Regions from separate parts of the Mus musculus genome. Here region 2 is linked to region 1. Evidence: chromatin loops called from intact Hi-C (ENCODE). Cell type or tissue: left cerebral cortex. All regions are shown on one strand. Links, peaks and the distances in the headings refer to the core of each region. The heading gives the core; the rest is flanking DNA.

The links. Hi-C counts contacts between places; a loop is a spot of excess contacts. Peaks named below come from ENCODE experiments on the same cell type or tissue, not always from the same donor. Only the 100,000 strongest peaks of a DNase experiment are listed, where the experiment ranks them.
Region 2: it touches region 1 in a loop (6-fold over the local background); 13 of 42 quality-filtered maps call a loop at or near these places.

The regions. Positions count from the first base shown.
Region 1 is chr3:90,489,847-90,496,135 of GRCm38, forward strand. Snapin (SNAP-associated protein) reads right to left here and starts at 1,167. Exons shown (of 4, transcript NM_133854.3): 1 at 986-1,167; 2 at 702-748; 3 at 308-426. The coding sequence starts at 1,128. In left cerebral cortex, for the core only: CTCF peaks have their summits at 1,184, 1,384 and 1,658 (motif pointing right); DNase peaks (open chromatin) are centred at 1,219 and 1,655; H3K4me3 peaks cover 1,158 bases; H3K27ac peaks cover 955 bases.
Region 2 is chr3:90,612,798-90,618,282 of GRCm38, forward strand. S100a6 (S100 calcium binding protein A6 (calcyclin)) reads left to right here and starts at 97. Exons shown (of 3, transcript NM_011313.2): 1 at 97-429; 2 at 946-1,107; 3 at 1,394-1,617. The coding sequence starts at 970. The coding sequence ends at 1,525. In left cerebral cortex, for the core only: CTCF peaks have their summits at 2,793 (motif pointing left) and 2,997; a DNase peak (open chromatin) is centred at 2,799; H3K4me3 peaks cover 216 bases.

The sequences.
Region 1 (6,289 bases), core at 1-2,500:
TGGCACTTGTCTAGTTTGAGGCCTAGTAATGGGGTGAGGGGAATATGGGCCTTTATTATCAGATTAGTTAACACCACTCTTTTCCCCCATAGTTGCTTCACAGTGTTGAAGACATAAAGCAGGATAAACAAGAAGAAATTTTTTTGAAAGAGGGTCATGCTATGTAGCCCTAGCTGATTTGATAGTCCAGGCTCTGCTCAAAGTTCAAGCCATCCTTCTTGCCTTAGCCTACCAAATGCTGAAACTACAGCATGTACCACCATGCACTGCTGGGATTATTATTATTATTACTATTTTATTATTTTACCTGTGCATTCTGTAAAATATTGTTGACCAAGACAACTCGTCGCCTGGCATTAAGCAGCTTCTTAACATAGGGGTCCAGATCCAGGGCCACTTTCTGATCCTCATTGATCCGGCACAGTTCTGGGAAGAGGAAATGGGCAACCAACATCTAATGGCTCATTTTTTGTTCTTAGGGAATGGAAGAGAGGAATGGGATGAAAAATACTCTTGCAGTCTTGTGTGGGCCACAGACACCTTCCCTTCTTCCATTCTGTCCTAAAATATCCCCAGAAATTGGAGTCCTTGGGTAGTTCTGATATTGAGAAGCAAGTGACAGAAACTTAGCCTAAAACCTGGGGAAACAAAGTTCCCGAAAGTGAGATCAGGGATTCTAGGTATCCTGGCTGCTCACTCACCTGTAGCTAGGTTGTCAATTTGTTCCCGGAGCTCTACTTGGCTTTCTCTGCAAAGTGGTACAAAAGTCTACAACGGTCAGTGACTGGGACGCGGGAAACGAATTCTACTTATTCCCCAAATACTGAGACAAGCCAACCTCAACTTCAAGGCCTCACCCAGGCCCTTCCGCCTATTTACCCAGTCTCAACATCAGTGTCTCAAGAATGTATCTAGTATTTCTTCGGGGCCCCGCCCCTACAAAGCCAGTTCCCTAGGCCCCGCCCCCAGCAACCCGGTCCTGCACCTGACCGCGTGCACGTGAGAGTCGAGCTGCTGCACCGCGGGTCGCAGGAACTCCAGGAGCCCCTCGGCAAAGAGGTCGCGGCCTGTGGGCCCCGCCACTGGGGTCCCGGCCCCTGACACAGCAGCGGAACCAGCCGCGGCCATCGCGAACTGCCCTGACGCCCTCAGCCTGCCGCGAGGGTCGCCGGGAACTCCAGACCGCCGCTGTGCACCGCGAGAGGGCGCTTAGATATACAGCCCAGACGGCAGTGGGATAGCTGGGAAATGGAGTCCTCAGTGAGCCCCGGCAAGCGGGCCGGGACCAGAGCCTCTTCTTCCATGGGCCTGTAGGGGGCGGATCTAGACTTCTGGAGATAGATTGCCCTGTAACTATGTAAACCAGGCTGATCTTTTCTTTCTTTCTTTCTTTCTTTCTTTCTTTCTTTCTTTCTTTCTTTCTTTCTTTCTTTCTTTCTTTCTTTCTTTCTTTCTTTCTTTCTTTTCTTTCTTCCTTCCTTCCTTCCTTCCTTCCTTTCTTTCTTTCCTTTCTCTCTCTCTTTCCTCCTCCTCCTCCTCTTCTACTTCTTCTTCCTCTTCTTCCTCTTCCTTCTTTCCTTTTTAAAAAAGATTTATCATATGTAAGTACATTGTAGCTGTCTTCAGACTCGCCAGAAGAGGGCATCAGATCTCATTACAGCTGGTTGTGAGCCACCATGTGGTTGTTGGGATTTGAAGGTTGCTGTGTTTTGAACTCAGGAGCAGTTAGTACTCCTAACCGCTGAGCCATCTAAGTGCTATTGTCCATAGCCTTCTCCATGGGAATTGATGAGAAAGCCATGTAATATTCATGTTAAGGGTTCTTTCTTTTCTCTCTCTTCCTCTCTCCCACTCCCTCTTTTTTTTTTTTTTTTTTTTTTTTTGCCCTCTCCCCATCTATCTCCCTCTCCCTCTTTCTTGCAGACAGGATTTCTTTGTGTGGCCCTGGCTGTCCTGGAACTCACTCTGGCTGCCCTTGAACTCCAGTGCTGGGATTAAAGGTGTATCCCACCACTGCCCTCGAGTTTTATTTCTAAAGATTTGCTATTTTTGTTAGAGAAAGTCCTGCCGTGTTACCAAGGCTAGCCTTGAGCTCACAAGCTCTGTTTTTTTTTTTCCATTTTTTATTAGGTATTTAGCTCATTTACATTTCCAATGCTATACCAAAAGTCCCCCATAGCCACCCACCCCCACTCCCCTACCCACCCACTCCCCCTTTTTGGCCCTGGCGTTCCCCTGTACTGGGGCATATAAAGTTTGTTTGTCCAATGGGCCTCTCTTTCCAGTGATGGCCGACTAGGCCATCTTTTGATACATATGCAGCTAGAGTCAAGAGCTCCGGGGTACTGGTTAGTTCATAATGTTGTTCCACCTATAGGGTTGCAGATCCCTTTAGCTCCTTGGCTACTTTCTCTAGCTCCTCCATTGGGAGCCCTGTGATCTATCCATTAGCTGACTGTGAGCATCCACTTCTGTGTTTGCTAGGCCCCGGCATAGTCTCACAAGAGACAGCTACATCTGGGTCCTTTCGATAAAATCTTGCTAGTGTATGCAATGGTGTCAGCGTTTGGATGCTGATTATGGGGTGGATCCCTGGATATGGCAGTCTCTACATGGTCCAACCTTTCATCTCAGCTCCAAACTTTGTCTCTGTAACTCCTTCCATGGGTGTTTTGTTCCCAATTCTAAGGAGGGGCATAGTGTACAAGCTCTGTTTTAAGTCTTTCAAGTGCTGGAGTTACAGGTCTGTGCCACCATGACAGGATTTAAAGTTAAGGGTTTTTTGTTTTGCTGAAATTTTTGAGGGGGGCTTGAAACCAGGGCCTTGTGATTGCTAGACAAATGTTCTGCTGAGCTATAGTCCTACTGTACCTTCCCTCTACCCCCACCTCACTTTTTGAGATAAGGTTTCACTAAATTGCCAGATTGGACTTGAATTTGCTTTGTAGTACACACAGGCCTTGACTATGTATGTGATCCTCCTGCCTCAGGTTCAGGCTTATACCAGCTTTAGCTTCTAAAGTTGTTTTTGATTTGTTTTTCAGTTTTATTTTGTGTGTGTTCATGTGTGTGTGGAAACCTTTGCCATGGCATATGGGTAGAGGTCAGAGAACAATTTGTGAGAGGTCAATTCTCTCCTTCCATCATGTGGGTCCCCAGCATTGAACCTTCAGGTTTGGCAGTAGGCCCCTTAACTTTCAGAGCCATTTTGCTGGCTCTACCTTTTTGCTTTGTTTTGTTTTTTGGTGTGTATATGCAGGTGTGAGGAAAGGTATGTACATATTAGGTTCCTAGGGAGATCAGAGGAGTTGGTTACAGGCAGTTGTAAGCTGCTGACAAGGGTACATGGAACCAAACCAGGTCTCTGAAAAAGCATCATGTCCTAAGCCATTGCTTCAGCTCTCTGACAGATTGCTGTAAAAATCACTACTTGAAAACTAGGTGCAGGTGTGTGTGTGCCTGCGTGTGAGAGTGCTCAGAGACAAAAAATCCCCTGGGGCTTTGAAGACAGGAGTGTTGGATTCCCTAGAGCTGGAGTTAACAGGAGCTTCCTGATATGGGAACCCATCTGGAGACCTCTGCAAGAGCAGTAAGTACTCTTAAATCACTGAACCATCTCTTTAGCTTTTTCTCACCCAAGAATATTCTTAATGGCATCAAATATGCACAAAATTGTATATGCCTTAAAGATAAATGGATTTAAGAGTGAAACCCAGATATAGACTAGGACAGGGATGGCTAGGGTACTGGTTAGTTCATAATGTTGTTCCACCTATAGGGTTGCAGATCCCTTTAGCTCCTTGGGTACTTTCTCTAGCTCCTCCATTGGGGGCCCTGTGTTCCATCCAATAGCCGACTGTGAGCATCCACTTATGTGTTTGCCAGGCACTGGCATAGCCTCACAAGAGACAGCTATATAAGGGTCCTTTCAGCAAAATCTTGCTGGCGTATGCAATGGTGTCAGTGTTTAGAGGCTGATTATGGGATGGAAGGATGTTTTTGCTACACAAAATAACCCAGCCTCCAAAGAACAAATATATGGTTTCATTTATATGAATGGTCAAATTCATGGAGATAAAAATGCAGGACAGGGCTGAAGTTGTGGCTGTGTGAGGACACTTGCACAGCATGCCTGAGGCTCCAGGTTACCTGATTCTCAGCACTGGCAAACACCAAAAGCAGGACTGGATTGGGAGGAGTGGAGAATACAATTGCATAGTGGGTAAGAGTCCCGGCCTGGGAAGGTACATGATCATGCATTTGCTGCTACTGAACTGTATACCTAGATACAAGAGGTAAACTGTCTTATGCACTTTTATTATATCCTGTTTTTGAGGCAGGGTCTGTGAAGCCTGGGCTGGCCTGGAACTCAAGAGAGATGAAGCACACAGAGGGAAAGCAGATATTCAGAGCTGCCACAGCCACTGGAGATTCAAAGTCCTATTGTATCACCAGTCCGAGGTCCAGATATTGTTGAAAAGGGCATTGATCAAGTTCACTGAATAGCAGAGAAATCGCTGTGCTCCTGTTTGTTGACTGTGCTAGAGGTCTTGCTAAAGCAGTTTATGGCAGGTGGCCCACTCAGTATGCTGCTATAAAACAGCTTGGACACTGGATGACACTGCCAGTTCTGCATCCCGGAATCTTAAACATGGAGAAGCCACCAGAGCCAGAAAGCAGCACTGTCTCCTGAAAGTTTCTCCAGCCTTTTCTGTCAGATGGCAAAGGAAACATTTCAAGAGCCCCAGCTCTATTTTTACTGAGTAGACAAAAAGGGTTAATATAGCATTGTGAGGGTATCCTTCATTTGAGACAAGGTTTCATTGTTCGCCCCTGGCTGTCTTGGAACTTTCTTTGTAGACCTAGTGGGCCTTGACCTCATAGTGGTGCACTTGAGGCCTGCAGGTAACATCTGGACTATTTAGTTTTCTTAGAGAAAAATGTATCAAAATGTTTAAAAAGTATGAAAAGGGGCAGGGCATGGTGGCTCACACCTTTAATCCCTGGCAGAGGCAGGTGGATCTCAGTGATCAGATCAAGGCTAACCTGATCTACAGAGGGAGTCCCAGGACAGCAAGGGTACAGAGAAACCTAATCTCAAAAACACCACCAATACCACCACCACCATCACAAGACAAACAAACAAACAAACAAACAAACAAACAAAACCAACCCAAAAAGGGTAGAGAGTACCTAAAGTCAAGATGGGGTTAGGAAGAGGGCACAATTAGTAGGGAGTTGTACAAGGAAACGCTGGATCACATGCTGACAACCACTCTGTGAATTCACTCTTCGGTGGGGCTGTCTTTGATTTTTGTATTCCCCATGAGGGTCCAACATGGGGCATTTGTGGTTTACCAGCCTTTTCACTTCTGAATACTTCATGGTGCTTGTAGATAGTGAGCTGGAGCAAGGTGTTCAATACCAGTACAGTAGCATCTATATTCAGATTGGATATCTGATGTATTATTCAGTGATGATCTGATCGTACCAGTGTAGCTGCTAAGCATTCACAAAGCTTAGGTAGTGTTCATAGGTACTGCTCATTGACTGCCACAATCCAGCACTTTCTGACAGTCCTAAATGTTAGAGGGGCAGGAGCCAGACTTTGATTTCATAGCCTCCAATTTGGGCCTGTTCTTCAATGTCACATTTCCTTTCCTTCCTGACTTTAACTTAAGAATCAATCCCCTGTTATCAAGGCCTACCCAAGCAAGGCACCTTCAGCCTGGACATTTCCCTACTCCTTCCAACGTCCCTACACGGGAAATCTTTCCTTTTGCTTCCCAAATTCAATATACTGCCTCTCTCCATAGCAGGGGTGACTACTTCAGTTAGGCCTGGAGATGTTGCCCACCATGACAGTGAGTAAGTTGTGGTCTTTGCTGCTTTTGTCTGTAATAGGTCAACTGGTACACACAAACCCTTGAAAGCAGGTTGGTGCAGTCTACCCTGCTCACCCAGCTGTCCTTAATGGTCAACCCTCCCTTCAGCCTAGATTTCTAACCAGTTAGATTGGTGCTGTTGGATTCCAAGCTTTTGTGTATCTCCTGGAGGCTCTAGCCCTGCCTTACTTTTGGCTCCCTCTTGGACTTCACCTCCCCCAAACAGTAGTTAGGTTGATTTGCCTTCTGTCTTGGCAGCCGTAAGGTAGAAGCGTAAGGAAGCTTTGCAGAACACTTATGCTGGTTCAGGTAGCACCAAGTGCCTCTGCCTGGAAGCCATCTGCACCCTGTACTCCTCCTGGGCGAGGCAATGCACACTTGTGGAAGGTGCACAAGAATGCTAT
Region 2 (5,485 bases), core at 1,294-3,793, 120 kb after region 1:
GAGGGCAACAGCATCAGTGTGGTTCCCAGTCCCCCTCACACTGATGCTAACTTTAAGGACACTGCTCTCGGGCTGGCAGAAGGTTCAGCACACAAGCCAGAGTTTCGAGTCACGTGCCAGAAGGGAAAACTAAACACGGAATTAGAGAAAACTTGATGCCTCTGGCTTGCACTGGTCTCCTTTGGGCCCGTTAGGGCCCGCTAAACTCCCTCATTCCGCTCCTAATCCTGGACAGTCCAGGCAACAGGGGCGTGGAAAGTTGAGGGGGCTGGGATGTTCGTTTGCCTTGCCTCAGGCGCTGGGTGGGGTCGGGGCGTGCCAGCACTCCCTGGGCGGACCTCACGGATGCTGGCCACTATAAGGCCGGCCAGACTGCGACACATTCCATCCCCTCGACCACTCCTTTGGCGCTTCGCTGTCGACCGTGCGGTGAGCTCTCGCTGGGGGGTCCCTCTAGGGTCTTTCTGCTCCTGGGCAAGGGGTTAAGCCACTTCCTTCCCCCGTCAGCCTCTGCAGGCTCAGTGGGTGGAATGCATTGGGATCCAAGTTTTCGGAGCCCAGGGAGGCAGGGAGAGCCATGATTAGGTGGGTTGTATCAGGCAAACCCAGAGGCTAATGCATCCCTATGGGGCGGCAACCTGAGTCTGCTCTTCTGGGGTGCAGGAGGGTTTGCCCTGGGTGTGTCATCGTCCCAGTGTGTGGCTATGTCAGGAGGTGCCCAGGGGCACTCTCCATTCTCTTCCTTGCTCAGTCATATGCCCTAGTTCTCTTGGAAGCCCTGGAGGACAGTGCTCACAGATCCCAAAGCCCCTTCCATTCTTATATCCCTCACCTAAGTTGCCCCGGCTGCCACCTGTGTTGGCTTGAGACTGACTGCCTCAGGCAGGGGGGTGGTGAGAGAACTCTCTGCTATCAGCAGCACTGACTAGCCCCTCTGTCAAACAGCTTCTTCTAGCCCAGTGATCAGTCATGGCATGCCCTCTGGATCAGGCCATTGGCCTTCTCGTGGCCATCTTCCACAAGTACTCTGGCAAGGAAGGTGACAAGCACACCCTGAGCAAGAAGGAGCTGAAGGAGTTGATCCAGAAGGAGCTCACCATTGGCTCCGTGAGTAGCCCCTGTCCCGGTTCCCCCTCCTGCCTCTCATCTGAGTGGCATTTAATCACAGTTCCTGATCTTACTTCCTGTGGAGGGATGCTCGTATGCCTCCATGCTGCCCTGTCCCCTGAGGGAGGAGCAGGGGCTGAGGAGAGTAAATCAAGGTAAACCCAAGCTGAAGGCCCATCTTTGGTCCCAACGAGCACTTGTTTGAGAGAGGACTTCCAGGGAAGGGGTAAGGAATCTAGGGTGTTGGCCACCACTGAGTGTGGACTTCTCCTTCTTAATGTATTAGAAGCTGCAGGATGCTGAAATTGCAAGGCTGATGGATGATCTGGACCGTAACAAGGATCAGGAAGTAAACTTCCAGGAGTATGTCGCCTTCCTGGGGGCCTTGGCTTTGATCTACAATGAAGCTCTGAAATAAAATGGGACCGTTGAGATGACTTCCGGGGGCCTCTCTCGGTCAAATCCAGTGGTGGGTAGTTATACAATAAATATTTCGTTTTTGTTATGCCTACTCATGTGTTCTGGCTTCCCACTGATTTCCAGTTGCTTCCTGCCTTGCTGCTGGACCCACCATCCAGTGGTCTTAGTCACAGTTAAACTCTGGGAGTAGTAGCTCATTGGCCCACCAGGCCAGGTCTGCCAGCTGACCAGGAATCTTTATGGGTATTAGAAGAGGAGGCCCCTCTAGGCAAAGCCACTCTAAACAAAGGCTCAATCAAGTGACCTTCAGGAGAAAGTGGCCTTTAGAGGCAGGTCTGCAGTAGTCCCAGCAGTCTCCTGGCAGACACACTTTGGTCTGGGTGTGGTGAAACAGGGAGTACTAGGTGGGCCCTGACGTTGGGCAATCCACCTTTTCACTGTGTGTTTGTGTGTTATATGAGGGAGGCGTGGGGAGAGGCACATCTGAGGTGAGCAGGGAGGGACACAGGATGACTGAGTTTTCCGTAGCTGCCTGTGTTCCAGTTGGAGGTGGAGGAGACTGTAGGAGACGGTCCCTAGTGTCAGGTATGGGGTCCTTTTTGTTGAGCTAAGGAGCTGGCAGCTCCACGCACATGTGACTCACGAGGTGCTCGCAAACAGGGCAGGGCTGGGGTCCCGAGACATGCCAGATGCGGCATCAGGCCTTTCTGTCAATATTGACCCAGCCTGTCCCTGCAGAATGACTCATGGGGCTACTTCCCTGGAACGTAGTTGAACCCTCAATCCCTATCAGAGTAGATGGCCAACGGAGTAACTGTCTATTGTGTACAGTTAAATCATAGGTGTGGGGGAAGCTGTGTGTGATGTGTCTGGGTGTCATGGAGACAGCATTTGTTGCTATTCCTCCAGGGAAGGCCTAACCCAAGTTGGACAACATCCTGGCCAAGCCCCGAAGGGCAAAGATCTGGACTTCATGTGGAGACCATAGCTGTTTTCACTTCTTACTACCCACCCCTTCTCCAATCCACTTAAGACGTTAAATGGTCTTCCCATGCTCTGGGTGGGGCAAATAAACAGCAACAGCTGTATTTCTTAAAAACCTTTCTTCTCCAGCAGTGTCCTGGTCTTACCACGTTGTTGGACAGCCAGAGGGTCCCCGGGTGGGCCACCCCCATTCCATGCTGTTCAGTATAGGCTCTATTCAGTGGCTCTGGAAAAGTACACCACACCCAGTTGTTGATACTTTGGGGTGTGGAGGGATCGCCCTCTTGTGGACAGAGAGCAGGTTACTGGTAGGGAGGCTGCGGTTGGTGGTGGTGGTGGGGCGTGTCAAGAAGGAGTGGGGGGTGGGGGGAGGAGCCTGGCAGGTGGGCATAGGAAGAAAGTCAGTTAATTTTCTGAGCCTTGTGGAAGGAGCACCAGCGGCACCGTGGATGGGAGCCAAAGCTTAAGAGGTCTGGGCTGTGAGAGGGGGTTGGAATTAGCTATTCAGGGAATGTAAGAGTCGAGCCATCGTTTAGTTCTCAGCAATCAACCCTACTTCATCCGAGGTACATCTATGATAAGCAAGTCAAGGGAGGGAAAGTTTTGTTAAAGACAGGTGGAATCCAGTCCCATCCTGCCCTCCTCTTTCTGTGGTTAGATGGTCAGACAATCATCTAGGCTCTTGGAGGGCAAGGGGGAATTTTTTTTTCTTTTAGGTACAGGGCCTGGTGGTGGAAGGAGATGCTTGGTCCCTTAGGAGGCCGGCAGGCAGGCTTTGCTGTGTATCAGGATCACAAGGCTAGAGAGGAGATGAAGGTGCAGAGCTCATCTGCTAAATAAAACTTCACCTCCCTGGGCATGATGGTGCACTTCTTTAATGCCAGCACTCAGGAGGCAGGCAAATGGATCTCTGTTGAGTTTGGGGCTAGCCTGGTCTACACAGAGAAATGCAGGCCAATCAGGGCTGTATACTGAGACCCAGTCTTAATGAAAAAGTGAGGTGGGTGGTGGGGTGGGGTGGGGTGGGGTGGGTGGTAGGGGGAAGCTTTGAAAAAAGGAACAAAACAAAACAAAGTGAGATAAAATGAGTAGCAAAACATTTGCCTGTGTTGGGGGTATAGTTTAAAACTGAGACGTAAAGGGCCATTGACTGGAAATTTTGGTGGGGGCAGAAGGCAAGGAGTGGAATTGGGTGTGGTCAGGTGTAGACTGACTTCTTTCATTAGTCCAAAAGATTTCAGGTTGGCTTTTGAGCATCGTCTAGGTCCCCAGGAGAGGGTTGGAGCTGGGGACTTTGTAGTGGATTCCTTCCCTGTACATGGCCGAAGACTATACCCAGAGGCTGGGCAGAGGGCATGGTCCTGCTCTCCCTTTTCCTGTAGTCAGCTCTATTCTTTCTTTGCCCTGCCTAAGTAGCACTAACCCTATCATCTAGTTACCCTTACACATGGGAGGTTGGAACAGTGGCAACTGGGTCCATAAACTGGGTGGTCTCCCAGGTTGGCTGTTGGCATGGGACTGACTTGGGATGTATTATCTGTCCTCTGCCATGGATATCAGAAACTGTCAAGAACACCAGCACCACTTCCCACAGTGTCTGTGTTCCACAGTACTTGCATTTGTACAGGGTGTTACTACAGTTACTGTGGCCTCATCTCCCAAAGAATTATGTGTAGTGTGGGTTACTAAAGGCTAGAGTTGCAGGTTGTCCACCAAGGAGGGACAGTAGAAGTTCTTGGAGGGAATGAACTCTTCTGACCCAGGCCAGCTCATCAATGCTTTCCTCTGCTGCTTCAGGATTTAATGTCACTCTTTCTTCTTCATGCCTGTCTCTTAAATGTTTTAATTAAATATCAAGAATGTACAAACAGCTTATAGACTACACCAAAAATATAAAAATTGCAAACCAAAACAATATTTGTCAAAGAAACAAATATTGAGGCACATGTCTTTAATCCTAGCAGTTGGGAGATAGAGGCAGGTGGATCCCTGATTTTGAGGCCAGCCTGGTCTACAGAGTAAGTTCCAGGACAGCGAGGGCTACACAGAGAAACCTTGTCTCAAAAAACCAAACCACAAACAAACAAAACTAAAAACAACAACAACAACAACAACAACAAAACCCCAAAAGACCAACCAACCAAATAAACCAAAAAAACCAACCCCTGACCATTTTGCTGAGGTGAGTCAGTGGGTAAAAACATCGGGTGTTAAGCCTGCTGACCTGAATTTAATCCCTAGGACCCACATGGTGAACAGGGAGAACTAATTCCTGTAGGTTGTCTCTGACTTCCACATACATGCTGTGGCATGTGTGCCTATATATGTGTGCACACATGCATATGCACACAGAAATGAATAAATGTAATACAATTAAAAAAAAAAAAGAGAGAAATAGGGTTAGAGAGTTAGCTCAGCAGGGAACTGAAACTGTTTACAGTTCCCACGTGGGGCAGCCTGAACTCCAGATCCAAGAGAAATATCTGGTGCCCTCTTCTGGTCACTGCAGCCATGTGCACTCAGTTGCACATTTTATTTTTTCCAAAACATATATACATCTAATTAAAAAATATCTTTAAAAGATACTATAACAGATATATGGTTGATTACTTTTTCTAGAGTGGGTCAATGAGCCAGGCAGACATTGGTGTACTGGTTCATCAGGGATCTAATGAAGGAAGCAGATTAGCAGCCAGATGATAAAGATGCCCAAGGCCAGGCATGTGAGGAGTAAAGGACTCTCCTGCCTTTTCTGAGCACTTTACACTCAAGGAACCTTTACATATTCTGCTATCTGAGCCCTCTTATTCATTTTACTTTATACAGGCTCATGTAGTCCCAGAGGCCTTGATCTTGCTTTGTGGTTGAGGCACGTTTTGAATTCCTGATCCTCTTCCCTCTCACTGCTGAGTGCTGGGAGAACAGGTGCATGACACTATAGCTGGCTTGAGCCGGATCCTTTCAGGTTATTGAT